Linked DNA regions of Homo sapiens: all the other regions are linked to region 4. A link is an interaction called in ENCODE POLR2A ChIA-PET data of the cell type or tissue named here. Cell type or tissue: CD4-positive, alpha-beta T cell. All regions are shown on one strand. Links, peaks and the distances in the headings refer to the core of each region. The heading gives the core; the rest is flanking DNA.

What was found. Peaks named below come from ENCODE experiments on the same cell type or tissue, not always from the same donor. Only the 100,000 strongest peaks of a DNase experiment are listed, where the experiment ranks them.
Region 1: POLR2A ChIA-PET joins it to region 4 with 14 read pairs; 22 of 35 experiments call an interaction of 5 or more read pairs at or near these places.
Region 2: POLR2A ChIA-PET joins it to region 4 with 11 read pairs; 22 of 35 experiments call an interaction of 5 or more read pairs at or near these places.
Region 3: POLR2A ChIA-PET joins it to region 4 with 14 read pairs; 17 of 35 experiments call an interaction of 5 or more read pairs at or near these places.
Region 5: POLR2A ChIA-PET joins it to region 4 with 30 read pairs; 15 of 35 experiments call an interaction of 5 or more read pairs at or near these places.
Region 6: POLR2A ChIA-PET joins it to region 4 with 28 read pairs; 22 of 35 experiments call an interaction of 5 or more read pairs at or near these places.

Annotation. Positions count from the first base shown.
Region 1 is chr17:40,531,725-40,536,368 of GRCh38, reverse strand. It overlaps LOC107985090 (a long non-coding RNA gene), which reads left to right and starts at 1,895. Exons shown (of 2, transcript XR_001752884.2): 1 at 1,895-1,959; 2 at 3,290-4,123. RefSeq lists a cis regulatory region at 1-279. In CD4-positive, alpha-beta T cell, for the core only: a CTCF peak has its summit at 2,959; DNase peaks (open chromatin) are centred at 1,682 and 2,788; H3K27ac peaks cover 709 bases.
Region 2 is chr17:40,538,811-40,543,454 of GRCh38, reverse strand. No RefSeq gene overlaps it. Among named protein-coding and RNA genes, the nearest start is that of CCR7, 24 kb to the left of the region's middle. RefSeq lists enhancers at 328-497, 778-907. In CD4-positive, alpha-beta T cell, for the core only: no CTCF peak of the experiment used is centred there; DNase peaks (open chromatin) are centred at 594, 1,694, 2,174, 2,754 and 1 weaker place; H3K4me3 peaks cover 1,643 bases; H3K27ac peaks cover 2,229 bases.
Region 3 is chr17:40,478,522-40,483,165 of GRCh38, reverse strand. It overlaps TNS4 (tensin 4), which reads left to right. Exons shown (of 13, transcript NM_032865.6): 7 at 750-842; 8 at 960-1,037; 9 at 2,398-2,466; 10 at 3,324-3,492; 11 at 4,518-4,586. Among named protein-coding and RNA genes, the nearest start is that of TNS4, 21 kb to the left of the region's middle. RefSeq lists a silencer at 1,682-1,867 and an enhancer at 1,850-3,049. In CD4-positive, alpha-beta T cell, for the core only: no CTCF peak of the experiment used is centred there; a DNase peak (open chromatin) is centred at 2,525; H3K4me3 peaks cover 360 bases; H3K27ac peaks cover 2,428 bases.
Region 4 is chr17:40,415,434-40,420,077 of GRCh38, reverse strand. TOP2A (DNA topoisomerase II alpha) reads left to right here and starts at 2,182. Exons shown (of 35, transcript NM_001067.4): 1 at 2,182-2,307; 2 at 3,183-3,338; 3 at 3,566-3,656; 4 at 4,010-4,073. The coding sequence starts at 2,287. RefSeq lists enhancers at 1-518, 2,187-2,276, 1,998-2,523. In CD4-positive, alpha-beta T cell, for the core only: no CTCF peak of the experiment used is centred there; a DNase peak (open chromatin) is centred at 2,027; H3K4me3 peaks cover 1,887 bases; H3K27me3 peaks cover 389 bases.
Region 5 is chr17:40,552,143-40,556,786 of GRCh38, reverse strand. It overlaps CCR7 (C-C motif chemokine receptor 7), which reads left to right. Exons shown (of 3, transcript NM_001838.4): 3 at 969-3,018. The coding sequence ends at 2,045. Among named protein-coding and RNA genes, the nearest start is that of CCR7, 11 kb to the left of the region's middle. RefSeq lists enhancers at 2,914-3,033, 3,124-3,183. In CD4-positive, alpha-beta T cell, for the core only: no CTCF peak of the experiment used is centred there; DNase peaks (open chromatin) are centred at 1,606, 2,346, 2,906 and 3,286; H3K4me3 peaks cover 675 bases; H3K27ac peaks cover 1,096 bases.
Region 6 is chr17:40,545,560-40,550,203 of GRCh38, reverse strand. No RefSeq gene overlaps it. Among named protein-coding and RNA genes, the nearest start is that of CCR7, 18 kb to the left of the region's middle. RefSeq lists an enhancer at 2,414-2,653 and a silencer at 2,804-2,853. In CD4-positive, alpha-beta T cell, for the core only: no CTCF peak of the experiment used is centred there; DNase peaks (open chromatin) are centred at 433, 1,073 and 2,603; H3K27ac peaks cover 259 bases.

The sequences.
Region 1 (4,644 bases), core at 430-4,429, 120 kb before region 4:
AGCACTGCTGGATCCCCAATCAGCTCAATCCCCGATCACCCCACTTTTTAAACTCCTACTATGCTTTCACCCCCCCATCCAGGGCTTATCACTCTGTCCTGGATGGAAATAGCAACAACAATCATGGGAATAGACATTTCTGTCACCAAAGACTCCTGCTTCCCCTTGCCTAGTGCGTGGGGTTGACATTGAGAAGTATATGGAGTTGACACTGAGATCTGACACTGCCCAGTCAGTGACTGTATTTCCCAGCCCCCGTGGCATTAAGATGGGGCCATGTGACTTAGTTCTCACCCATGGAATGTGAGCTGAAGTGGCACTTCTGGGCCAAAGCAGTTAAGAAGCTGATGTGCCTTCTCCACTCTCTCTTCCCCACCCACTAGCTAGAAGCCGATGGCCAAAGTGATTTCAGAAGATACCTGTTAAAGATGGCAGAGCTAATTAGCCAGGCACACACCTGTAGTCTCAGCTACTCGAGAGGCTGAGGCAGGAGAACCATTTGAACCCGGGAGGTGGAGGTTGCAATGAGCCGAGATTGCACCACGGCACTCCAGCCTGGGCAACAGAGCAAAACTCCGTCTCAAAATAAAAAAAAAAACGGCAGAGCTGTCAGAAACCTGGTCTCTAGTTGAGCCTCACTGCTAACCTGGTATTTTCTTAGACCATTAGAGGGGCAAGAAACAAGATTCCATTGTCTCTAAGCCATCACACATTCTTGGGTCTATTTGTTACACCAGTTAGCATATCCTGACCAATACAGGTAGCTATCAATTTATGGAGCACTTACTATATACCAGGAACTACATGAAGTGTTTTTACATTTATTATCTCACTTAATCCTCACAGTACTTCCACAAGGGAGCTATTTTAAAGTACCTGCTTTATAGATGAGAAAACTGAGGCTTAGAAAGGTTAAATAACTCGGCCAAAGTGACCCAAGTAATAAATTGCATTCTAAACTGGAACCAGAGTGCCTCACCACCTACAGTGAGCTTGGCACATGTCTGCTATCCTCCCCAGACCATTCTCACTGTGAAGATCAGAGTGGAAGAAAGATCACACCTTTCCCTCCTGCAGACACAAGAGTCTGACCCACACTAGATTTTTTTTTTTTTTCTAGACGAAGTCTCATTCTGTCGCCCAGGCCGGAGTGCAGTGGCACGATCTCAACTCACTGCGAACCTCAGCCTCCCGGATTCAAACAATTCTCCTGCTTCAGCCTCCCAAATAGCTGGGATTACAGGCCCCCGCCACCACGCCTGGCTAATTTTTTTGTATTTTTAGTAGAGATGGGGTTTCACCATGTTGACCAGGCTGGTCTTGAACTCCTGACCTGAAGTGATCTGCCCGCCTTAGCTGCCCAAAGTACTGGCATTACAGGTGTGAGCCACCACACTAGATATTTTGTAATATCATTACTTTTCAGCTCCCATTTTCCGAGAGCCTGCTAGGTCCTACACAGAGTCCGGGGGGCGCATTTCGCATATAGCAGCTCTAATCATCACGGAAGCCCTGCCAGGTGGGTATGTACTTTGCTGAGCTGGAAGCAGGCTCTGGGAAGCTCAGTAACCTCCCCAAGGTGACCTGCCTGAGTGGCCAAGCATAAAAGAAACTGGGTCTGCTGAGCTCTCACCTCCACTCTGCCTCTGCACTCCACCCCTCCCTTGTCAGACCACTCTGACCTGGGAGGCAGCTCGAGGTTTCCAGCAGAGCAGGGGTAGGGCGGGAATAGAGGAGTGTGTGTGTCTGTGTGTGTGTGTGTGTGAGTGTGTGTGTGTGTGTGAGAGAGAGTGTGAGAAAGTGTGTGTGTGTGAGAGTGTGTGTGTGTGTCCTACATGTGTATACCAATGTCTCACTGCTTTTTATCACTCAGTCTGGTTTTCATTTCTTTAGGGAAGAGGATGGGGCATGAAAGACCAGTGGAAGAAATGGGAATTCCTCAGGCTGAGGGAATAAAAGGTCAGAAAACATCAAAGTTGATGGAAACTGTGGCTTTCATGGCCAAATCCCCTGACTTAGTCCAGGAGGAAACTCCGGCCCAAAAAAAAGGACTTGCTCAGGGAGTTGGGGTTACAGCCTGCACTTCCAAAACCCCACTAATGCTTTTTGTACCAAGCCCTCTGCCCCAAAGCCAGGGAGAGGATAGATCACTCACAGTTCATAGCTCAGCTCAGATGTCACCTCCTCCAGGCAGCCTTCCTTCCCCCTCCACAGCCGCTCTGCCCCTCCTCTGGGAATATGGTAAAAACACTCACTCTTCATATTTACTGAATATTTACCAAGTGCTGGACTAGCACGCCACAGGTTTACTCACCTGTCTGTCTCACCCACTGGATTGTGAGAGGATGGAAACAGATTCTGTCTTGGTCACTGTAGCCTCCCCAGACCTCAGGAGACCCGGTACATAGTAAGTACTCAATAAACAACTGTGGGACTGAATGTCCAAATCAGTGAAAGGATCAACCGAATGGTTATACAAGCTATTCTACATAACAATGTCCTCGTGTGTGCACAGGGCTTTCATTTTTCAAATCACATTAATCACATCGTCTCAGTAGAACCCAGTGAGAGACCCCAGTAACAAGGAGAGTGGTATCAAGTGTATGCCCACATACACACCTGCACACCAGCACATGCAGCTCCCCTCCATGTTTATGTAAGTGTACAGAGACCCATACACCCATGCCTTCCTAGCCGGCAAGAAAGATGCCATGACGTGCTATTTCCTGTTTTGTCTGCAAACATGGAGGCCTCCCCCACCTTCTTCCCCACCCCGAGACACACACACACACACACACACACACACACACACACACACACACACAGCCAGTTTTCCTCTTCAGCTGAAAGAGTGAAAGAAAGCCAGCTGTCCACAAGGGGGCATTCAAGGACCATCCAACTCAATATCTCAAAGCTAAGACTGCTTCTTGGTCTCAGAGAGACGAGATCCCAGGAAAAACTGAAGAACCAGGGTGGGGTCTCACGTGGAAACCCAGAAGAGGAGGTGGTCAGCCACTACAGAAGCAGGGCTGATGGAGATGGAGTCTCCGTCTGAATAATAGAAATGGTAATACCACTCACTCTACATATTTACCAAGTGCTAGTCCCTGGTCTAAGCACTTCACATGTCATGACTCGTTTAATCTTCCTCTCACCTCCTCAAGGCTTAGTGTTGCTATAATTCCTGCTTTATAGATGAAAAAACTAATGACTTAGAAAAATTAAGTAACTTGCCCAGGGTCACTTAGTGGTGAAGGCAGAATTCGAACTCAGGATCTGTTGTCCATAGGTCATACTGTTAACTGCTCACTCTGCTGCCTCGAGGCTGGACTTTCAGACATCCTACTTCTCAGCCCGGGATTCTCTGTGCTGGACTCCACTTCTCACATCTACAGGCCCTTTTGGGTGGTTGATGAAGGACCTGGAAGCTGATTTCCTAAGAGTGAATAACTTGGTGCCCTGAAGCTGACCCCTCATCCACTATAAACTGTCGATGCTGGGTTGGTATAGTGCCTTTGGAAAGCAGTAAAGCAATTACCAGCAAAAGGCATGAAGCTCTTCCTCCCCCTTTGACCCAGTAATCTCTTTCCCTGGGAAATTATTCCAAGGAAATTATCCAAACGAAGCCAAGTGTTATCTGCATACATGTGTGCATTGAAGTCTTTCTTTAAAGGTCAAAAACTGGGAACCACAATAAGGAAGTGGTTTAATAAACTGGGACATCAACACAATGGACAATCAGGCCTGGAAATCCACAGCTGTGTGACTGTGATGGGGAATGGAAACATGGAGAATGCTTCTACTACACAGTGTATCACCACTACACTCCCACCTAACTAGCTAATTCAACAAATCACGCTTGTCAAGGAGAGAGAAGTCTCTCTGTTCATGTTCAAAATAAACTCAGCCTCTGACACCACAAAGGAACAGAAGAGAAGCTTAAATGCAACAAACACAATAAGCTCAATAATTCTTGGCTTTTGAGTTTCCAAGGCCACAGGTCCTGATGATGTATGACATTTTCTGAGAGTGATTTTGATGATTGGTTATTGATGATTTTCACCTTTCACACTGTACTTGTTATTAAGCCATCTAATTCATCATATTAAATTTTGTTAAGATACCTGGTGTGGTTTCTGTTTTCTGGCCAGACTCTGATACATACACAGACCATGGACCCTGATGAATGATATCTCCCCCATAATGATAAGTGATTTTTTAAGACTTCAAAATTAGTGCACCCACCATGATTTCAACTTATACAAATGTATACTTAAGGAGGGTACAGGTATGGCTGGTCTCCTCCAAATTATACTTTGTACTAGTTGCCTCTTGATGCATAATAAAGTACCCTAAAGCTCAGTGTCTTGAAACAACAACTTTTATCATCTCACAGTTTCTGTGGGTCACAGATCCAGGTGCAGCTTAGCTGAGTCCTCCACTTCAGCACCTCTGCAGGCTGCAGTCAAGCTGTCAGCTGAGCTGGAGTCATCTCAAGGCTCAATTGGGGACCCAATACCAAGCTTACTCGAGTGGTTGCTGGCAGGATTCAGTTCCTCGTGGACCACTGGATTCAAGGCCCCGATGCCCTTCACTGCCTGTGCCCTCTGTTCCTCAGCACGTTGGCCGTTCCATGGGGCAGCC
Region 2 (4,644 bases), core at 473-4,472, 120 kb before region 4:
ACTCTTCCATAACAATAGCTGGAATAATCGCCTCTGCTGTGGGGACCTCAGTGGCTAGTTTAGGGGTCATCTTTCCCCGTGAGATGAGGAATTACTCCCCTGTGACACACGAGGACAGAAGGCATTTGCTTTGGTTACAGAGTGAGGGGACTGGCATTGCTGAGCCTGTGTGCTCCCACGTCACGTGGTCCCTGGCAGGTCCCCACTTTGCCCCTGTCTGACCAAAGCTCCTCCCAGGAAGGGAGACTTTAGGCCCCAAACTTAGCAGGTCCAGACCAACTCCTGATTGGCTGGCCTAGCCCAGTGCCTGGCACATCATAGGTCAAAACATGCTCGTGGAATAAATGCTCATGAATGGCGAATGTGGGGTCTTCCCACACCCTTGACTCATAAGTTTAAAATCTACCCAAAAACCCCAGCATTGCAGAGACATGCCCAGGCAGACAGGCCCCTCTGTGGAAAGAGCTGTTTGTCATGGCTAAAGGTAAGGGCCCCATTTCAGACACTGTCCTGGAAGAGTCCCAGACAGTCAACAGATGACCCTGCCTTTTAACATCCACCCCATCCCTGCCAAGCACAGGGTCCCGGGCTCTGACGCAAGCACCTCTGCAAATAGATGTCGTTTCCATGGGAACTGAAACCCCAGTTTGTTTTTCCCTCCAAGGCACTCTGTAATTTCCAGCACAGTCTGTGCAACGTCAGCCTGGTAACCTCGTGCTGAGCTGTTCTCCGGGTCTGTGTCCAGCACAGGGAGCTGAGCTGACCTAGAGAGGTCATGGCAAGACTGTGCTCCCAGAAGGGCCTCCAGAGTTCGTGGGCACCAGCCCCTGCCTCCCCCCTGCAGAGGGGTACCCAGTAGATAGGTGGAGTCAGAGACGAGTCCTTGAACCTCCCTAAGGGAGGCCTGGGGGGTTAGGGGGGAGTGGAAGGACGGGGGCTCATTTCCAGTAAGAAGTGGGAGGGAAGGAAAAGGTCTCAGTCTGGAAGCCTGGGCCCCAGGGAGGGCGGGCGATGGGTAACAGATGATTTCTGGCTGCTAGAGGAGGGTGTGCTCTCAGCAGTTGGATCATTAGCCTCTATTGTCTGAGCCTCCGTGAGGAAACAGCCGTGGAAGCAAAAGCAGAGGCGAGAAGGACTTGGGGAGATGGAGGCGGAAAGGAGGGGGAGGAGGTTAGCGGACGAGGCAACGATGAACTTTAAGGACAAGATGCCAAGAGGACGGAGGAGGGGCTGCCGTGCCAGAAGAGTGCTGCCCCCTGTCCCCAGCACCATTCAAGCTTAGGGCCTGGGGAGGCAGGTCCTTTCCTGCTCCAGCCTTGAGATGACCAAGGCCCCAGCCAACACCTTGATGGCCGCCTGTGAGAGACCCAGAGCCGAGGACCCAACAGAGGCCCAGGCTGCAGCTGACATGCTCCGGAGTCCTTCCATCTGCCACGGGGAATGGACAAAGTGTTCCTCCAACCCCTCGGGGTGGCCTAGGGGCCCTCAAGGACCCCAGAAGGGGAGTCTGAGGCCAGAGTGAGAACCGGGATGCCTTTGAACTAGCTCTTTGGCCCCTCTCTCTCTCTTTCTCAGTGCCCTCAACAATAACACCTGCTCTCATGCTTCCAGGGCACTGTGGGCGAGGTGAGGACTCCGGTGTGAAAGTGCGACTGCCAGAGCCTGGCTGTTGTTACTACTACCCATGGGGGGGCCCTGCCCGCACCTCCCACCCCTCCACCGTGTCCCGAGCCACAAGGCAGAGTGACTGCCTCTCTTCAGCCACAGTCCCTGGGTTATTCAACAGCGGCTACCAGGACAGGCAGCCAAGGCCCTAAAGAAAGGGAGAGTAATGCTAGGAGGGAAACAGGACATGGCAGGCAGCACCCTCTCCCCAGACTGGCATCCATTGCCACTGCTTCCTGGGGGCCCTGTAGCCTGGTGGCCCCATACCCTGGCCCTCATACTCTAGCCCAGCCTCAGCATCTCAGGCCACCTCCCCACTCCACCTTGCGGTTAACAACAACAGTCAAACCACTGACCTGATTTTCTGCAGAGAGGAAAAGATAATAGGGCACCTCGGTGCATGTTCGCATGCACACACACACAAACACAGACACACACACACATGCACACACATACATGCATGCACACAGACATGCACGCACACACTCATGCATTCACACGCGTACACTCGCACACATGCACACACACACACACGCACGCATGCACACACCCCCACTCAATGGAAACTTTCTCTGTCTCCTTGACAGGAACCCAGCCCTGCCAGGGAGCTTCCTCAGGTAGAAAGTTCAGTGTTTATCTGCGGTTGATCAGAGGCCCGAGTTGAGTTCCTGGAGCCTCCCTGGGTGAGCACCGCCGGCCTGACCTGCCTCCCCTGCCCAGGGACAGTGCCTCTGGCCTGTCTAGGTCTCTGTGGGGTATCTGCTTTCTCCCTGAACTCTTGGCATTGTGCTGGGCACTGAGAAAGGGATTGATAAGACCCTTGACCCTCAAAAGAGCCAGAGAGACCTGGGATGGGAATAATTCCCAAATAAACCAGTGCTTCCCCTCCCTAAACTTTCTCATAACTCAGGGTCCTCCAAGCCTCAAAAACATCTCAGGGCCATGTTCTGCCACATACAAGTGATGAGGTGTCCTCAGAGTAAGTTCTCAATGGTTGGCGACTGTTCTTATTTTTCATCACATCAAAGGGCAGCCACCTTCCTCCGCCAGTGGGGCAACTGAGTGCAGGAGCTCCGCGCCCCAACCACCCACTCAACTTGTGGTCTTGGCGATGTACAAAGTGTCACAGCCGGAAGGGACACGAAGGTCACAGCCAGGAAAGTGTTTTGCTCAGCCTCTCACTCCCAGGCATCCACACTCACTGCTCAGAGTATGACCTGAACCCGCAGCCTCAGCACCACCCAGGAGCTTGTGAAAAACCAGAGCCTCAGGCCCCAGACCTAAGGAATCTGAACCTGCATCTTAACAATGCCCTCAGCTGATTTTTAGCCCAATAGGTTTGAGACTCCCTACTCCCCCACGCTGGGCTCAGCCTGGGCCTAGGCCTCCTAAGAGCTACATTATGCCCAAAGAGCTGGTCAGCCATGCCCAAGAGAGGCTGTGGCCAACCCACCACAGCCACCACTGCCCTGTTCCTCCAGCCACGTGTCAGATGAGGTTGATGTGGTGCTGAGCTTAGGTCCTAGCTGCCCACGTTGAAGAAGAGCAGGGGGCAACAGCTTTGCTCCTCTGTGCACGGAGGACCTCCATGCTCTACTCTGCCCCAGATGCCACCTCTCCTCCACCTTCCAGACCTTGCCTTTCTTGAAGCAAGGGGCGGTGGTGGGCCACACGCTTGGTCTCATCTTATCTGACCTAAGCTTATAAGGCCAACTGGCTCACCTGCGCTCTAGGAGCTGACGGTGGTCACCAAGGTGACCCTGTACTCCAGTTCTGCCTGCCTCCTGTACTTTGGCTTGTGTCCCCTGGGTTAGATTCCCAGCCACAGACTAGAGCCAAAACGTGGGCCTCTATACTCTGCAGCAGTCAGCTCTCCAGCTGAGCCACAGGCGCTTCAGAGAGGAGAGTGGTGCTGCTGAGAAGGCCATGTGTAGAACCTGACAGCCATTAACAGCTATCAACACCCCCAGGGTGTGAATACCATTGATTCCTTTATTGCTATTAACATTTTAGTGTGAATTAGCTGCTGGCTGTTTGTCAATTGGCTGGCAGAGAGTGGCTGGGGCATCCATACTGTTAAGTTTTGATAGGAGATACTGGTCCTCCAGAGGGGAAAAGCCCAGTCCAGCTATTTCCACCTCTCCCATGCTACCCTACGTAGCCACACTTGCTTGTCTCAGCCTCACCTGGGCCCTAAAGCAAGGGGTGCCAGAGCAGACTCTCCCCAGAGGTGGTGAGTGCTGTAATCGCTCCCATCGCTATGCTAGGGTTCTGCACCTGGGGCTCAGATCACTACATTCCTTTTAACAATAGTGGTGCCTCAGATAAATCTCATCAGCTATTGGGTACAGCCAGCGTGGGAAGCTTGGAGATCACCTATTTCCTGTTGTTCTCCAGTCTTCTGGCCTGGGATTCTGAGGGGTTCTATGATGAAGGAGGCCACCTCTAAGTACGTACAGCTCTCTCAACTCAGATCTCTGCCCTCAAGGCAGCCATCATATTCCCCAGATAGAAGGAAGGAAGGAGAGAAGGAGGGAAGGAGGGAAGGAAGGAAGGAAGGAGGGAAGGAAGGAAGGAAGGAAGGAAGGAGGGAAGGAAGGAAGGAAGGAAGGAAGGAAGGAAGGAAGGAAGGAAGGAAGGAAGGAAGGGAGGGAGGAAACTGATATTTAAGGGCTCCCAATATGTGTTGGTCACTATGTTAACTCTAACCATTAGCTCATCCAGTTCTCATAACACTGTGAGTTGGTGTTATTATTCCCATTTTACAATCAAGGAAACTGAGGCTGGAAGAGGTTAATAACGTGCACAAGGTTACCTAGTTAATAAGTGGCAGAGCCAGGATTAGAACCAAGATCTGTCTGATTCTCCCACTACCTTCCAGGTCTAGAGAAGTGAGGCCATGAGTCATGTGCTCTCATTCCAAGGCTGGCCGAAGGAAGTGGGCAGCTCAGACACGTCCCTCCTGATGGACTTTGGGAA
Region 3 (4,644 bases), core at 323-4,322, 63 kb before region 4:
TTCGAGACCAGCCTGAGCAAAATAGTGAGACCTTGTCTCTACAAAAGAATTAGCCCGACATGGTGGGGCACGCCTGTAGTCCCAGCTACTCAGGAAGCTGAGGTGGGAGGATTCCTTAAGCCCAGGAGGTTGAGGCTGCAGTAAGCCGAGATCATGCCGCTGCACTCCAGTCTAAGAGACAGAGCAAGACTCTGTCTAAAAAAAAAAAAAAATCCCTGATAACTCTTGACCAGCAGAAAGGTTTCCCCACCCCACCCCCAAAAAAAGAAGAAGAGAAAGGTTTCCTGAAGAGGGTGTGGCTGGAGCCATTGAGCAGATGTGTTGGCACCTCCTCTGTGGGAGGGAGAGGCAGGGGGATGGACAAGGTGGAATTTTTTTTTTTTCCGGTGAGACAGAGTCTCACTGTGTCACCCAGGCTGGAGTGCAGTAGCACAATCTCGGCTCACTGCAACCTCTGCCTCCCAGGTTCAAGCAATTCTCCTGCCTCAGCCTCCCGGGTAGCTGGGACTACAGGCATGTGAACCACGCCCGGCTTTGTGTGTGTGACTGTGTGTGTGTGTGTGTGTGTGTGTGTGTGTGTCTTTAGTAGAGATAGGGTTTTACCATGTGGGTCAGGCTGATCTCGAACTCCTGACCTCAAGTGATCTGCCCACCTCGGCCTCCCAAAGTGCTGGGATTACAGGCGTGAGCCACCGCGCCCGGCCACAAGGTGGAATTCTATCCGAATGCACTCTTTCTTCTCTGTCCAGGTGAGGACAGCAATGACCTCATCCGACACTTCCTCATCGAGTCGTCTGCCAAAGGAGTGCATCTCAAAGGAGCAGATGAGGAGCCCTACTTTGGTGAGACTCCCCAGCCTCCAGGCTCCCCCGGGATGGGGGGCCAGCGAAGTCTCCGTTGTGAGCTGAGGGGTGGGTTGGGGAAGCTCTACTCATGCAGGGCTGCTTGCTTCCTTTCAGGGAGCCTCTCTGCCTTCGTGTGCCAGCATTCCATCATGGCCCTGGCCCTGCCCTGCAAACTCACCATCCCACAGAGAGGTGGGTCTGGGCCCCAAAGAGGCAATGCCAAGGTGGGGGACCTGTTTGTTCTCATTAGAAATGGGGTTCACTCCTACCTTGTTGGTGGATTATTTTAGTGTCACGGTTAAAACTGTGTGCACTGGAGTCGCTCAACATCTCCACCTCCTAGCTGTGAAAATTTGAGAATGTTGACCTCTCTGAGCCTCAGTTTCCTCATCATACCTACTTATAGGATTGCTGTGCAGACCGAAAGAGATAGCCCGGGCAAGGCTCTTAGCGCAATGCCTGGCATAGAATGGATGTTGGATAAATAGCAGCCTGCTTTGAGAGGGTGAAAGAGCCTAAATCAAATAGTTTGGAGAGGTTTTCTCTTTCCAGGTCCAGCATTTGTTGAGCACTCACTCACCCATTCATGCTTCACTACAAGCTTGTGAAGTAGACTTTGCTGTTATCATCCCCATTTCACAGATAAGAAAATAAGGGCTGGGCGTGGTGACTCACGCCTGTAATCCCAGCACTTCGGGAGGCCAAGGCGGGCAGATCACTTGAGGTCAGGAGTTCGAAACCAGCCTGGCCAACATGGTGAAACCCCGTCTCTACTAAAAATACAAAAATTTAGCTGGGCGTGGTGGTGGGCGCCTGTAATCCCAGCTACTCAGGAGGCTGAGGCAGGAGAATCACTTGAGCCGGGGAGGCAGAGGTTGCAGTGAGCTAAGATCGCACCACTGCACTCTAGCCTGGGTGACAGAGCGACAGAGCAAGACTTCATCTAAGAAAGAAAGAAAGAGAGAAAGAGAGAAAGAAGGAAGGAAAGGAAGGAAAAGAAAACGAGGGTTCTAGATGTTACGTAATTTGCCCAAAGGCCCACAGAGTCAGACCTTGAACCCAGATCAGCATGCCCTATCCAGAGCATACAGCCAGGTAGGGGGGCAGCTCAGATGAAATAGATCATCTCAGGGGTGTGCAGGAGAAGCTCGAGAAGGGCTGTTTCTGGAAGGGCATCAAGGCAAGGGAGCCCCAGAGGAGCGATGGTGAGAGCCTCCTCGCTTTCTGCAAAGACAGGTCAGGGGTTGAGACAGGGTCCAAAAGAAGTGAGGAGGTCAGGGGCCTGTGAGGACAAGATCATGGCAGCCATCTAAGAGGTGGGGGGGCGAGGAGGGGATGAAGAGATCAAAAGGGTTGCAAACTAAGCATTTAGGGAGCCCAAAGTGGCCTGTTTGCCTAATTACGGTAATCACACCTGGTTTGAGTCACTTCCTGGAGATGGGGGTGGAGGTGGGAGATCTTCAAAGGGATTCATGAGGCCTGTTCCTGTGAGAGGGGTCCATTCACTCCACCCCCGCCCCTTTGGGGGGCCTGTTTCTTTGCCTTGGCTCAGAACTGGGAGGTGCAGATGGGGCCTCGGACTCTACAGACAGCCCAGCCTCCTGCCAGAAGAAATCTGCGGGTGAGTGGTACAGGAAGGGAGGCGCCAAGCTTGGCTGTGCCCCAAGAGGGCACCTCCCAACCCTGCACACACGCACGCATGCACGCACACACGCACAGGCACACACGTGTTTCCCATCTCAGCTTTGTTTCTGCATCTTTAACAAGGTGCCACACCCGCTCCCCATCACCCCTGTAAAACAGAAGATGAGAGGCCAGCAGGGAAGTGGGGCAGGGTGGGGGGTGGGGGGAGTGGCAGAACTTACAGTCCCTCCTGCACACACATGGGCATGTGCACACGTGCTAGGGTCTCTCTAGGTCTGAGAAACCTGCCCTAGAGGTGGTTCTGGGTCTGGGATCCTCTATGGGGTGTCAGGTCTAAGTCCTGGAGCCTTCACCAGGGGAAAGGTCCCTGACCCACACTCCCAGAGGCCAGCACACATCAGCACTTGTCTCAGTGACTGTTCCTGCTCTATGCCCTGAGCACGAACAATTTCCTTCCCCATTCTTGTCTTCTGTCCCTACCGTTGCCAATGAACCAAGACCTTGAAGATGGAGGTGTGGGGAGGAGAGCAGCCGTTAAGTGTGGACAGAAGGATGTTTTCCTGGGCACCTCTACACACAGGGCAACATCCCCTCCCCTGCCCCATGCTGGAGGGCCAGGGGCCAGGGCGATGCAAAGCCACAGAAGATCCCAAAGCCCTCTGGGGTTGGCCTCAAACTGTGATCACCCACACACCCACTTTCTGTTGGGTGGCGGCTCTAAGAGGAGCTCCACTGGATTCCTGAACAGGAGACTCACCCCCTCCCCTGGCCCTGGGCAGAGGGAGAACCTGGGCCCTGGGTCAGTGGCCCCAGCGCAGTGTCTGCCTCCCACAGGCTGCCACACCCTGTACCTGAGCTCAGTGAGCGTGGAGACCCTGACTGGAGCCCTGGCCGTGCAGAAAGCCATCTCCACCACCTTTGAGAGGGACATCCTCCCCACGCCCACCGTGGTCCACTTCAAAGTCACAGAGCAGGGCATCACTCTGACTGATGTCCAGAGGAAGTAAGGGCCTTCCCTTGCCCTGGGGCTCCGGGGCTGGCGGAGTAGAGCTGGAGGGGATAGCTGAGACAGCTGCAGATCAGGGATGAAGGTCAAGTTCAGGGTTCTGGATGACCCAGCGGGGCCAGTGATGTGCTGAGTGACTCCAGGCAGCTTCCCTGCCTCCTCCAGGCCTCACTCCACTGCCAAAGCCCCTGTTCATCATGACTGATGAAAATGGAGTTAACGGGGGCCGGGCACGGTGGCTCATGCCTGTAATCCCAGCACTTTGGGAGGCCGAGGCGGGCGGATCACCTGAGGTCAGGAGTTCGAGACCAGCCTGGTCAACATGATGAAACCCCGTCTCTACTAAAAATACAAAATTAGCCGGGCATGGTGGCACGCACCTGTAATCCCAGCTACTTGGGAGGCTGAGGCAGGAGAATTGCTTGAACCCAGGAGGCGGAGGTTGTAGTGAGCTGAGAGCACGCCATTGCACTCCAACCTGGGTGACAGAGTGAAACTCCATCTCAAAAAAGGAAGGAAGGAAGGAAGGAAATGGAGTTAACTAGTATTCATGGGTGCCGATTATGCCTGCACCCATTGATGGAACATCTTCCCTCGGCCAGACTGGCTGACCACTGGGACCCAGAGAGGAATGAGATCGTTCCTTCCCCAGGCTCGGATCTCACAGTCTAACAGGAGCCTGATCCAGGGCTGAGCACTTCACAGGGAGAAACAAGAGATGACCAAGATGTAATTCGTGTCCTCAAAAAGTTAGTGGCCAAAAAAAATTAAATGGCGTGGTAGGGGTGTGATAGAAAACCCCAGAGTGTAAGACAGAGGCAGACAAGCCCCATGAGAGGAGAGAGGCAGGAGCGGGGCGCCAGGGCCCCCCAGTGGGAAAGGCCATAGCGGTCTTCAAGGTCTAACCCAGAGACTTCTTGGAGGACAGGGCACCTGAGCTTGGGGGGAACGAGAGATGCTGGAGGCAGGATGACACTGGGACAGGCTGTCATCGCTTCCCTTCTCTCCCCGCCTCCTCCTAGGGTGTTTTTCCGGCGCCATTACCCACTCACCACCCTCCGCTTCTGTGGTATGGACCCTGAGCAACGGAAGTAAGTTCAAGGCTGGGCCAAACTAAGAAGGCTGTCCAGGGCCCCGCTGCCCACCAAG
Region 4 (4,644 bases), core at 360-4,359:
TGGTCCTGTGCTCTCTAACACATGTGGTGAGCAGAGCAGAGCTGGGAACACGCAGAGACTGCTGGAGGCCAGGGAGCCAAAGGTCAAGAGAGCAGAACAATGCCGAAGCACCATGCCTATGGTTTCCGAGTGCCCCTAGCCCATGGGCAACTTCCATCCTTGGCTTCCTGCCACATCATACGGCTCCCCATTGGCCCTCCCTTGACACACTGTGGTTATGTAACAATGGTTGACCTCTGGTTTCTTTTAGAAGAAGAAAAAAAAAATTACATCCACAATTGTCACACCAGCCTAAGGAAAATTCCTGCTACCTAATACTGTCAGCCCACTGTTTACCTTACACTTCTCTCATGTAACCCTCACACTACTCTGAGATCATAGTTAATTATTCTTTTTAGGAGAGGAAACGGAAGCACCGAGAGGCTTCCTCCATCGAAATGACACGAATGGCAAATTGCTGAGTTGGGACTGAAACCCAGGTAGAGGAAGGAAGCAATGAATGGAAAGAGGTGGCTCAGCTGGAATTAGTAGGCACTCAAATTGTGCAGTTTTTTTTTTTCTGGCTTCTTGTAAGGGTAATAACTTTGTTTAATCCACTCAAACATTTATATGTAAGAGTAATTTTAAAACTTCAGTCTTCGCCGGGCACAGTGACTCACACCTGTAATCCCAGCACTTTGAGAGGCTGAGGCGGGCAGATCACTTGAGGTCAGAAGTTTGAAACCAACCTGGTCAACATGGCAAAACCCTGTCTCTACTAAAAAAATACAAAAATTAGCCAGGCGTGGTGGCAGGCGCCTGTAATTCTAGCTACACGGGAGGCTGAGGCAGGAGAATCGCTTGAACCCGCGAGGTGAAGGTTGCAGTGAGCCTAGATCGCGCCATTGCACTCCAGCCTGGGCGACAGAGTGAGATTCCATCTCAAAAAAAAAAAAAGCAACAAAAAAACAAGCAAACAAAAAAGCTTCAGTCTTGGCATTTCCTTGTCAAATTGGAACAGCTGTTCTGGACTGCAGGGTTCACGGAGGTGAGCAAAAGTAGCCAGTCGGAGGGTATCTGGCCAGCTGGCTGCGGAAAAGGTTTCAGCCCCGGACGGCTGAGCCCACCCTCAGCTCAAGAGGCTACCACCACAAGTTATCCCTTTCGATTTACCAGTTGCAGTCCAGCGCTGCTCTACTGGGGACCTGAATGCTGCCCTCCATTTTGCAAAGCCTTTCTACATCCTTCCACTATATGGAACCCCCAAACCACAACTGTGGCACTTTTATTTTAATTATTTTTATTATTTATTTATTTATGTATTTATCTCTTGAGGTGGCCTCGCTCTGTCACTCAGGCTGGAGTGCAGTGGAGCAATCACGGTTCAAGGCGCCTCGATCTCCGATCCCCGGGGCTCAAGCGATCCTCCCTCCTCAGCCTCCGGAGCTGGAGTTACAGGTGTGCGATGCCTCGCCTGGCTATTTTTTTTCCTTTTTGGGTAGAGACGGGGTCTCGCTATGTTGCCCAGGCTGGTCTCCAACTCCTAGGCTCCAGCGATCCTCCCGCCTCGGCCTCCCAATGTGCTGCGAATACAGACTCCAGCCACCGCACACAGCCTACTTTTATTTCTTTGAAAAATGAATTCGAGGGTAAAGGGGGCGGGGTTGAGGCAGATGCCAGAATCTGTTCGCTTCAACCAAGCAGCCAGGCTGCCTGTCCAGAAAGCCGGCACTCAGTTTCCTCAGGAAAACGAAGCTAAGGCTCCCATTCCCCTCGCTAACAACGTCAGAACAGAGGACAGTTTTTAGATTTCAGGGATCTTAAATAGATTGGCAGTTCCTGGAGAATAAACATCCTTTGCTTTTCTCCTGCACACTTTTGCCTCAGGCCACCCCTTCCCGCTTCCAAAGCCCATCTCTTCCAAGCTTTCCGCACGAGAAAACAAGTGAGCCCTTCTCATTGGCCAGATTCCCTGTCAATCTCTCCGCTATGACGCCGAGTGGTGCCTTTTGAAGCCTCTCTAGTCCCGCCTCCCTAACCTGATTGGTTTATTCAAACAAACCCCGGCCAACTCAGCCGTTCATAGGTGGATATAAAAGGCAAGCTACGATTGGTTCTTCTGGACGGAGACGGTGAGAGCGAGTCAGGGATTGGCTGGTCTGCTTCGGGCGGGCTAAAGGAAGGTTCAAGTGGAGCTCTCCTAACCGACGCGCGTCTGTGGAGAAGCGGCTTGGTCGGGGGTGGTCTCGTGGGGTCCTGCCTGTTTAGTCGCTTTCAGGGTTCTTGAGCCCCTTCACGACCGTCACCATGGAAGTGTCACCATTGCAGGTACGGCTCGCGGGGGGGACTGGCGGTGGAGCCTCCGCGCGGCCCGGGCATCTCTCTGGCCGCCCGTGACGGGTGAAGCTCTGGGGCTGCGGTCAGGCCGGCGACCGGCTTGGGAGCCCATATTCTCCATTCCCGGTTCCGGGGTGATCGTGGAGAGGCGGAAGCCCCTTCTGGTGCTAGTAGTGAAGTATGACCCGGCTTCCAGGGTGTCGTGCGTTGTTGCCCTGTTTCTAGGGGCAGGAGTCCGTTGGTCCCGTAGTGGATCCATGTTACAGCGGCCCGGGTGCGACGTTATTGAGTCGCGCGTACAGATGCTTTCCCCTCCTGCCCGCTGCTTGAAAACGGTCTTGAATGTCCCCGATCTTGGAAAGGGCAGAGCCTAGCACAGTGTTTCTCTGGAGCAGCTGGCCAGCTTACAAAAGCGCCCCCTTCCTGAGTTCACAACGCTCAGGTGGCCAAGGGATTGAACGGATAGCCGCCCAAACTGCTGCTGCCGAACTAGAATTATTTACGGTGTCGTGTGCTCGGGACACCGTAAATAATTTATAATAATAGGCACTCGGTAAATAATGTATGCAGGAACTGAAAGAAGTGGGTGTATTTTATTGATGACATCTACCATGTTGCTCAAGAAAAGAGGTTTCCAGACAGACCCACTTGGTGAGATAATATGTGTCTGTTTAACCTGACACCTGGGGACCTGGCCGCAGCGAATTTAAATTGTCCTATTTGTACAAAACTGGCAACTCCACCACTGCCTACTAACAGATTGCAATGCATGTTGACATCTCACTATGGTAGGCATTTTGTTCCTAGTTTAGGGTAAACTTATGATTAAAAATTCCCTTCTTTCTCTCTTTTTTTTTAATTGCTAGCCTGTAAATGAAAATATGCAAGTCAACAAAATAAAGAAAAATGAAGATGCTAAGAAAAGACTGTCTGTTGAAAGAATCTATCAAAAGAAAACACAATTGGAACATATTTTGCTCCGCCCAGACACCTACATTGGTTCTGTGGAATTAGTGACCCAGGTAAAATCAAGCTCATCAAAGGCAGTTAACCTAGTAGTTGAAATGGATACTCTTCTTTCTGTACCTTTCATGTACTGAGTGTGACCTTTCTGTATCTCTCATGTACTGAGTGTCACTGGAACTGGCCTAAATATGGTAATACTTAATATGAACACTTTATGGTAATCATGATAACAGAACAATGAATATAGAATAAAAATAACAGTATTTCTTTGCCTTATTTCTAGCAAATGTGGGTTTACGATGAAGATGTTGGCATTAACTATAGGGAAGTCACTTTTGTTCCTGGTTTGTACAAAATCTTTGATGAGATTCTAGGTGAGTAAATCCTTTAATATAAAGATCTGGTCAAATCTTTCATAAGAAGTATCATTCCAAATAAAAATTTAAAAAAGATAAAAGTAAAAACAAAAAGTATCATTTCTACCAAACCTGCTGTAGCCAGGGCTCCTGTCATTTCAATCAGTTGATAAAGGTGAGCTGGTTTCCTGGAGCCCAGGAGGTTGAGCTTCTCGTAGAAACAGTACTATGGACAAAAATTGCTAAATTAACACCTTGTTAATGCCACTCCTGTGCTGTTTGGGAACTTTTTTTTCTATATCTTACTTAGAGTTACAGAATGTTTCTTAAAACACTAATTTCTTACAAATGTATATTTTATTTTCTTTCAGTTAATGCTGCGGACAACAAACAAAGGGACCCAAAAATGTCTTGTATTAGAGTCACAATTGATCCGTACGTCTTTTGCTTAGTTTTTGTTATGTAGCTCGTTGCTATTGTTAGCTGCATGTATTTTGATTACTGGTGAAGTTGGCTTTTCCTAAACAGAAGTTGAGAAAAGTACACAAAAGCAGAATGCTAAAATGAAAAACCTATGGATACCCACCACCTAGATCCAACAGTTGCCAACGTTTTTCCATATTTTCTCCATCTTTTTTTTAATTAGTTAATTTTTTTAGAGGAAGGGGTCTTGCTATTTTGCCTGGGCTGGTCTTAGAACTCCTGGCCTGAAGCAATCCTCCAGTGTTGGCATTATGGGTGTGTGCCATGGCACGCGGCCTATTTGCTCTGGATCATTTCAAAATAAATTACAGGACTTATGACACCTAATCCCTAAATATTTGAGCAAGCACCTTCAGTAATTGCTTTAAGTATTCTGGCATCTGGAGTTTTAACTTTTTCTCATGATGCTATTCAAACAGTAAACCAGTAGGTGGTGGTAGAGAATAATTTGATCTGACATTTCTGCTTATAAATGCGGGGTGTCCCTTAGTGGGTGATCAGGGTGCTTATTTCACTTTTTTGT
Region 5 (4,644 bases), core at 436-4,435, 140 kb before region 4:
CCCCCAGGTGGATTTTCCCCCTAAAGCTGAGGTCTTTTGTAAGCCCCCTGGAAAACTCCACCAAGTTCTAAAGGAGGGTCAAGAAGAAAGACACATGTTCCCTCTCTCACGGAGCTTCCAGGGGGCAAAATTAAAGCTCCATGGAGAGGAAATGGTGCTGGAGCCTGGGCTAGGTACCTCACAGCAACCATGGGAAGCAAATAGGATTCATCTCCATTTCACAGAAGAGAAAACTGAGGCTCTGAGAGAGAGAGAGAGAGACAGAAAGAGTTTAACCAGCTCAAGGCTCATCTGGCCCCAGAGCCCAGCTGATTTCCAGTCCCCTGTCAGCACATGTAGAGTCTCTCAGACTTGGCAAAATCAGCCACTTGCTACTTACTAGCAGAACTGTAGAATCTCAGGCCCCACCTTAGCCTACTGATTCAGGATAGACATGTTCACAGGATTAATCAGGTGATGCGTATTGGAGTTAAAATTTGAGAAGCACTGATTTAAAACCAAAGAATCACCTGGAGACTTTAGGAAAACACAGATTCCTAGACCCATCACTTGAGATTCTGGTTCAGAATTCTCAGGTGGGGCCTGAGAATTTGCATTCCTAACAAGTTCCCAGGTGATGCTATGATACTGATGATGCGGACCTCACGATGAAACCACTATTCCTCCCGCCTGGGCAACATGGCAGAATCCCATCTCTACTAAAAATACAAAAATTCGCTGGGTGTGGTGGCATAAGGCTGTGGTCCCAGCTACTCAGGAGGCTGAAGTGGAAGGATCACCTGAGCCTGGAGAGGCCGAGGCTGCAGGGAGCCATGATTGCACCACTGCACTCCAGCCTGGGCAACAGAGTGAGACCATGTCTCAAGAAAAAAAAAAAAGAAAGAAACCACTGCTCTAGGCTAAATCCCAGCCAGAGTTGGAGCCACCCAGCTAAACTGGCCTGTTTTCCCTCATTTCCTTCCCCGAAGGTATGCCTGTGTCAAGATGAGGTCACGGACGATTACATCGGAGACAACACCACAGTGGACTACACTTTGTTCGAGTCTTTGTGCTCCAAGAAGGACGTGCGGAACTTTAAAGCCTGGTTCCTCCCTATCATGTACTCCATCATTTGTTTCGTGGGCCTACTGGGCAATGGGCTGGTCGTGTTGACCTATATCTATTTCAAGAGGCTCAAGACCATGACCGATACCTACCTGCTCAACCTGGCGGTGGCAGACATCCTCTTCCTCCTGACCCTTCCCTTCTGGGCCTACAGCGCGGCCAAGTCCTGGGTCTTCGGTGTCCACTTTTGCAAGCTCATCTTTGCCATCTACAAGATGAGCTTCTTCAGTGGCATGCTCCTACTTCTTTGCATCAGCATTGACCGCTACGTGGCCATCGTCCAGGCTGTCTCAGCTCACCGCCACCGTGCCCGCGTCCTTCTCATCAGCAAGCTGTCCTGTGTGGGCATCTGGATACTAGCCACAGTGCTCTCCATCCCAGAGCTCCTGTACAGTGACCTCCAGAGGAGCAGCAGTGAGCAAGCGATGCGATGCTCTCTCATCACAGAGCATGTGGAGGCCTTTATCACCATCCAGGTGGCCCAGATGGTGATCGGCTTTCTGGTCCCCCTGCTGGCCATGAGCTTCTGTTACCTTGTCATCATCCGCACCCTGCTCCAGGCACGCAACTTTGAGCGCAACAAGGCCATCAAGGTGATCATCGCTGTGGTCGTGGTCTTCATAGTCTTCCAGCTGCCCTACAATGGGGTGGTCCTGGCCCAGACGGTGGCCAACTTCAACATCACCAGTAGCACCTGTGAGCTCAGTAAGCAACTCAACATCGCCTACGACGTCACCTACAGCCTGGCCTGCGTCCGCTGCTGCGTCAACCCTTTCTTGTACGCCTTCATCGGCGTCAAGTTCCGCAACGATCTCTTCAAGCTCTTCAAGGACCTGGGCTGCCTCAGCCAGGAGCAGCTCCGGCAGTGGTCTTCCTGTCGGCACATCCGGCGCTCCTCCATGAGTGTGGAGGCCGAGACCACCACCACCTTCTCCCCATAGGCGACTCTTCTGCCTGGACTAGAGGGACCTCTCCCAGGGTCCCTGGGGTGGGGATAGGGAGCAGATGCAATGACTCAGGACATCCCCCCGCCAAAAGCTGCTCAGGGAAAAGCAGCTCTCCCCTCAGAGTGCAAGCCCCTGCTCCAGAAGATAGCTTCACCCCAATCCCAGCTACCTCAACCAATGCCAAAAAAAGACAGGGCTGATAAGCTAACACCAGACAGACAACACTGGGAAACAGAGGCTATTGTCCCCTAAACCAAAAACTGAAAGTGAAAGTCCAGAAACTGTTCCCACCTGCTGGAGTGAAGGGGCCAAGGAGGGTGAGTGCAAGGGGCGTGGGAGTGGCCTGAAGAGTCCTCTGAATGAACCTTCTGGCCTCCCACAGACTCAAATGCTCAGACCAGCTCTTCCGAAAACCAGGCCTTATCTCCAAGACCAGAGATAGTGGGGAGACTTCTTGGCTTGGTGAGGAAAAGCGGACATCAGCTGGTCAAACAAACTCTCTGAACCCCTCCCTCCATCGTTTTCTTCACTGTCCTCCAAGCCAGCGGGAATGGCAGCTGCCACGCCGCCCTAAAAGCACACTCATCCCCTCACTTGCCGCGTCGCCCTCCCAGGCTCTCAACAGGGGAGAGTGTGGTGTTTCCTGCAGGCCAGGCCAGCTGCCTCCGCGTGATCAAAGCCACACTCTGGGCTCCAGAGTGGGGATGACATGCACTCAGCTCTTGGCTCCACTGGGATGGGAGGAGAGGACAAGGGAAATGTCAGGGGCGGGGAGGGTGACAGTGGCCGCCCAAGGCCCACGAGCTTGTTCTTTGTTCTTTGTCACAGGGACTGAAAACCTCTCCTCATGTTCTGCTTTCGATTCGTTAAGAGAGCAACATTTTACCCACACACAGATAAAGTTTTCCCTTGAGGAAACAACAGCTTTAAAAGAAAAAGAAAAAAAAAGTCTTTGGTAAATGGCAAATGAGCGTGTCTTTGTTTTGCAATCCCCCACACCCCACCTGACCGTCCCCTCTCCCCTCCTCCCTGCCCTCTCCCAGGCCTCGTTTCTTAGAGACGCTCAGAACCACAAAGTTGCTCAGGAATGCTCTGAGCCCGTCTGGTGACACAGGACCAAGAGGCTGAAAGGTAGAAGGAAGATGAGGACAGGAGGTCCATCTTGCAAATACCCTTCCAGAGTTCAAGGGATAGGCCCCAAGCCTGCACAGTCAGCACTGAACCGGACATGCTGATCCTACTGCAGCTTTGGGAAGGCCAACTTTTCCGGGTAACCTCGATACCTGGGGACTCTGCATTTAGCAGCTCTTGCACAGTAGCCTGCTCACCTGTCCCAGCTCAGACCAGAACTAGAGCCCTTAACCTTTTGTCAGCCCCTTAGACTCTGAAAGCTGGGGTTTGGAGGGAGGGCCTTTCTGTGGGCTTGGAGACCACAGCATACTGGACTAGGGGTCAGGGATGAGACCCTTTGCTGGCATGAGAGCTGGAACCACCCATGATCCTCTCTGCTAGCCACTGTAGCAGCAGTGGCCTCCGTGGTGTATGTCATAGTCCCTTCCTGCTGGTACAACAAAATGCCACCGATGGAGTAATTTACAAACCATAGAAATGTATTTCTCACAGTTTTAGAGGATTGGAAGTCCAAGATCAAGACGCCAACAGATTCAGTGTCTGGTGTGGACTCTCTCTGCTTCCGAGATGGGGCCTTGCCATGCCCTCTGGAGGGGACAAACACTGTGTCCTCATGTGGTAGAAGAGTGGAAGATCACAATGAGCCTAACTAGTTCCCTCCTGCTCTTTTATTGCTATAAGGGCATTAATCCCGTTCACAAGGGTGGAGCCTTCATGACCTAATCAACTCCCAAAGGCCCCCCCCAACTTCTCATACCATTGCCTTGGGGTTTATGTTCCAACCATATGAATGTCGGAAAGATACATACATTCAAACCATAGTGTGGATACTGACTGTGGAGGAGCAGGGAGAGAGGGACAGACAAAGGCCCCCACACAGGCCAGGTGTCCGTGTCATTTCGTGCCTTGGTGCCACCCAGAGCCGTGACTTCTGCAAGCCAGAGAGCAGGTCAGTCCAACCTACAATGCGTCAAGAGGGGTCTGAAGGACCCAGAGCTGCAATAGCTCTGGGCCGTGGGGAGCTAGAGGGAGGGCTGAGGCACTCACGCAATAGGTGATTCCATCCATTTCCCCAAGTGGAAAGAGCCTCGTTGAAAATGGAGCTGCCTGGTAATGACACCCATTCGCTCATCTCGCAAGCACGTGACATTACCCTCCTCCGAGAGATGCACTGGGCTGGAAGGTTTTTAACAAGATTTGTCAGCTGGTCTCCAAGCCGGGAATTGGCGCCCTGAGAGGAATGAGCCTGGCACGGATGCAGTCAGCGTGGAGCGGCGTTTGCAGCAATGGCATTAAATATTAAAAGGCACAGCTGCGACTGTGTGCGTGAGCGTGTGGCCAGGGGGCAATGCCAGTGTGCGTGTGTGTCCCCGAGGGGAACCTGCCGGAGCGCATGTGCGTGTGGAGCCCGCTGGTGTGGACATCCTAATGAGGTTACAGATGGGAAAACAACCCTCGGTTC
Region 6 (4,644 bases), core at 274-4,273, 130 kb before region 4:
CTCTATTAGTCTTAGAGACAGGTGGGCCCATGGCCTTCTTTGCAGAGAAGATGGTTAGAATCGGTCATGTGTCTCTGGTCTGAGACCCTAGAGAAACTCCAAGGAGAATAAAAAAGGTTGGGGGGGGGCCTCTCCCTCAACTCAAAAGAGCAACCCTATCAGGCTTCAGAAAAGCAAGCCCTCCTAGCACTCCAACCCACGGGAGCAGCTGTCTGAGAAGTCCCAACTCCTCCAGCAGCCACCCCCTCTGTTCCTTCACTTCTCTTGGGCCCAGGCAGAGACACAGACAGGAGTCTGTGTGCAGAAAAAGCTCCCCAGGCCCTTTTCTGTGGAGAGCTGCTCCAGACTAAGCGAATCTCAGCTGATCTCGTGCGAAATCAGAAACGCCAGGATGTGTATTCCCCACGGGCTCCTCTCTTTGTGTCTGTGCATGACCCAATTCAGACTCCTCTGCCGCTGTCAGATTCTCTCCTGCCCATATTCACTTTGAGGATGGATATAACCTTATTTTTGTGTGTTGTTCACTAACCCCAGGGACTTCGCTAGCTGGGCTGTCCTACGTGGTACAGTAACCACCACATAGTGTGGCCTCCAGGTTCTCATCTCTGGGTAAATAAACATCTCCGCACAGGCTTGGCCAGCTCTGGACTGGCTCAGTTCCTGCATGATGCAATAGGTCTCCAGGTCACATATCCGTGCCCACTAGCAAGAGGGAAGGTAAGGAGATGGTTCTTGCCCTGAAGTCCTCTTGTTCCTGTGTCAGAGTTTATTTAGGACAGAATAGTTTATATTTGCTCCAAGTAAATAATATCTGACATTGGGAAGCACAGCAGATGCAGCAGATGAGATGCCCCCAAACCATTTCCCAATGTTTAAAAAGAGGCCTGGAAAGGACAAGCTCATTGATCTCATTTGGTTTATGAAACTGCACTCAAGTGACTGAAGCAGAAACCTGACCACGTGTAAAGACTGAATGGCTCAATCTGCTTCCCAGGCCCAGAGGGTGTTTTCTGTGGCCTGGCCCAGGCCTATGGTGAAGCCGGTGCTAGGGGGTCACCTATGTGGGAGCCAGCTCTGCCTCCTGCCCCGAAGCTCCAGAGACTTCTCCTACAACTGACTCTCTGGACACGCCCTCTTGCTTGCACTAGTATCTCTTACCTGCCACCTGCCCTCCTCCACACACCCCGATTTCAGGGAAGCTCAGCTGCTGAGAGTGCTATTGACAACCTCTGGACTTGGAAATCAGGAGGAAGGGAATGGGAAGAATGGTGGCAGCTTTGTGCCTGGGCTGTTCAGGAAGACATCCCTCTGCCTTTGTTCTCCAGGGCAAGACACAGGGCTAGACACGCCGGAATCCTTAAATCCTTTGTCAAAAGCAGAACTGGGATTTTCGTCCAAGGACTACACCTGTCCTGTCCTCAGCCTCCTTCTCAGTTGCCCCCCTCCCACCCATGCTCATCAGAGCCGAACCCTGAGGAAACCATGGACCGAAAGACCTTGTGAGCTTTTGTTGCTGGGAGTGTCAGAGGCTGGGAGACAGAAGGTATGAGAGATGAGATGCCATGGAAGGGATGGCAGCGATCACAGAGGCTGGGGGGCAGAGGAAAGAGACGTTGAAGAGGTGGAGGGGTAATGAACCTAGGCGGGAGACAGGCTAACATTTACTAAGTGCCCGTGATGCACCAAGGACTAGGCTAGCTATACAACCTTTCATTGAATTCTTATGACAACAGAGAAGGAAACAGGTTTAGAGAGCTCATGTAACTTACCTGTGGTGACACAGCTAGCAACTTTATTAAGATTTTGTTACGTACTATACACTGTATTAAGCATCAGTATCTTATCTCATTTAATCCCCACAACAACTCTACTAGAGTCTCATTTAATAAATGAGGAAACTTAGGCTCAGAGAGGTTAAGTAACTTTATCAATGTCACACAGCTACTAAGTGATTTCAACCAGTTCTAGCTGCCTCCAAATTTCTTGCTTTAGTCACCCTACTTCACCGTTCAACTAAACAGCTGTTTAATACCAAATATTTCTGGAGCCCCTACTGAGTGCCAGGCACTGTGCTGTGTCCAGCCAACATCTTTCAAACCCTGCCAGACACAGAGCTCTGACCTGGGAGAAGGGAGAATCAAATAACAAAGACACAGCCCCCACCTGCCAGGGGCTGTGACCCCCACAGCTGGGCAATAACCAGGTCTTTGCTGCTCCACAGTACCTTGTCCCTGCTTCTCCCCTCTAGGCCCTGCTTCTTACCTAGGCTTCCTCCATGGGCTAGCCCTGCAGATGACTGAGAGGGCTGAGATGGCTTTGCCACAGACTAGTCACTGGGCAATATGGGCAGGTCACCTCCCTTTTCTGGGCCTCCAGCTCCCCAGCTGTACAATGAGGTTGCTGGACCAAATCATTTCTACCCATCGCCTCCAGCTCTGACTTGCTATGGGTGCCTTGTCTGGGCAGAGTCTGGGAGGCCAGTGCTCAGCGGGGTAGGGCTCTGGGCATGTTGATGCTTGCACGAGGTGCAGGGCAAGTGTGTGAGGGGCTGAGGAAGCTGCTCCACCCCCAGCTGTGGTTTCTGGTGGGGCCACCATGGCAGCAGGTGGAGGGAAGTGTTTGTCACCCTTCCAACAAAGGCAGTCAAACAAAAGCCTCCCAGGGCACCATGGGAATAGGCGGCAAGGGCGCCAAAAATAAAACACACTTCTCCTTTGATAGGCATCGGTGGCAGGCATAGGCAGCTGCTAAGGGAGTCTGTCCTTGGGGTGGTGAGGAAAGGGTTCAGATTTCGTGCCCAAGAACACTCACACTCACAAGAGCTGTCCCACCTCACAAACAGCCCACACATACAGATGCTCAATATTCACACAAGAAACACCACCGCACACATCACACACACACACACCAACACAGCAGTCACACAATCAGCATACACATATACACATACAAATAGAAAACTTGCCCCCATACAAGACCAGCTTCATGGGCCGCGACCTGCACAGTCACTCTGGGCCCTGCACTAAGGCCCTGCACTAAGGCCCATGCTGGGTATAATGCTTTGCTGCCTGCACTTTGAAATTCTTAATTATTTTTAAACAAGGGGCGCAGCATTTACATTTTGCAATGGGCCCTACAGGTTCTGCAGTTGCTCCTGTGGGTGTGCACTCATGAGAGCGTTCACTACCTGCTTAAGCATACCTTTTAACACTTTTACACTGTTGATGGGAGTGCAAATTAGTTCAACCATTGTGGAAGACAGTGTGGTGATTCCTCAAGGATCTAGAACCAGAAATACCATTTAACCCAGCAATCTCATTACTGGGTATATACCCAAAGGATTACAAGTCATTCTACTATAAAGACATATCCACACGTATATTTATTGCAGCACTATTTACAATAGTAAAGACTTGGAACGAACCCAAATGCCCATCAATGATAGACTGGATAAAGAAAATGTGGCACATATACACCATGGAATACTATGCAGCCACAAAAAGGAATGAGATCGTGTCCTTTACAAGGACATGGATGAAGCTGGAAACCATCATTCTCAGCAAAATAACACAGGAACAGAAAACCAAACACCACATGTTCTCACTCATAAGTGGGAGTTGAACAATGAGAACACATGGACACAGGGAGGGGAACATCACACACTGGGGCCTGTCAGCGGGTAGTAGGGGGCAAGGGAAGGGAGAGCATTAGGACAAATACCTAATGCACGAGGGACTTAAAACTTAGATGATAGGTTGATAGGTACAGCAAACCACCATGACACATGTATACCTATGTTACAAACCTGCACATTCCGCACATGTATCCTGGACCTTAAAGTAAAATTAAAAAAAAAAAAATCCTACCTATATAGACAAGAGTGCATCCGCTACACACATACACACAGATGCACAAACACATGCATGCCACAAATGCAACACCCACACAAACAGCAATAGCCCCCCATGTTCACGCGCCAAAGCACACACATTGATACCCAGAAGGGGTCCAGACGCTCACAAGCAACGCTACAACATGCAGCCTATGCCCTGCAGCCTGCTGACACAATTCAATTGACTTAACATTGGGGGCAGCAGAACAATGTGAAGGGAAGGGGCTTGGAGAGAAAACAGGTTCATGTCCTCCACCTGCAAACATCTCCCACCTCTCTCTTCGGCCCTGGGCTCACCCACCCCACTCAGCGGCTGGGACCAGAAGAAAGGGAGAGCCAGGGAGGTGGGCGCATGGACGGAAAGGGGACAGGGATGGAGGTGGAGAGGGAGAGAGAGAGGGCAAGAAAGAACGGGTGGGGAGTGGGGGCAGGAACTGAGTCCCCAGGTGAGCTGGCCCCAGCAGTGGTCTCATAAGAGCTCAGAAGGTCTTGGACCCAAAGCAGTAAGAACAATGCCCCTGTGCTCCCCGCAAGCACAGGGCGGTCCCGCCCTCAGAGTCAGTCAGAGGATGCCCACCTCCCTTCTTACTAGCTACACAGCCTTGGGCACGCCGTGTAACTCCGGGCCTCAGCTTCCTCCTTTGTGGAATGGGATAGCCAATTCTACATTGCAGGGTGGCAAGGCACACACAGACACAACACCTCCTGGATTCCTGCAGCAATCAACAGCTCGTCTCGTGATCAGGCCTGCA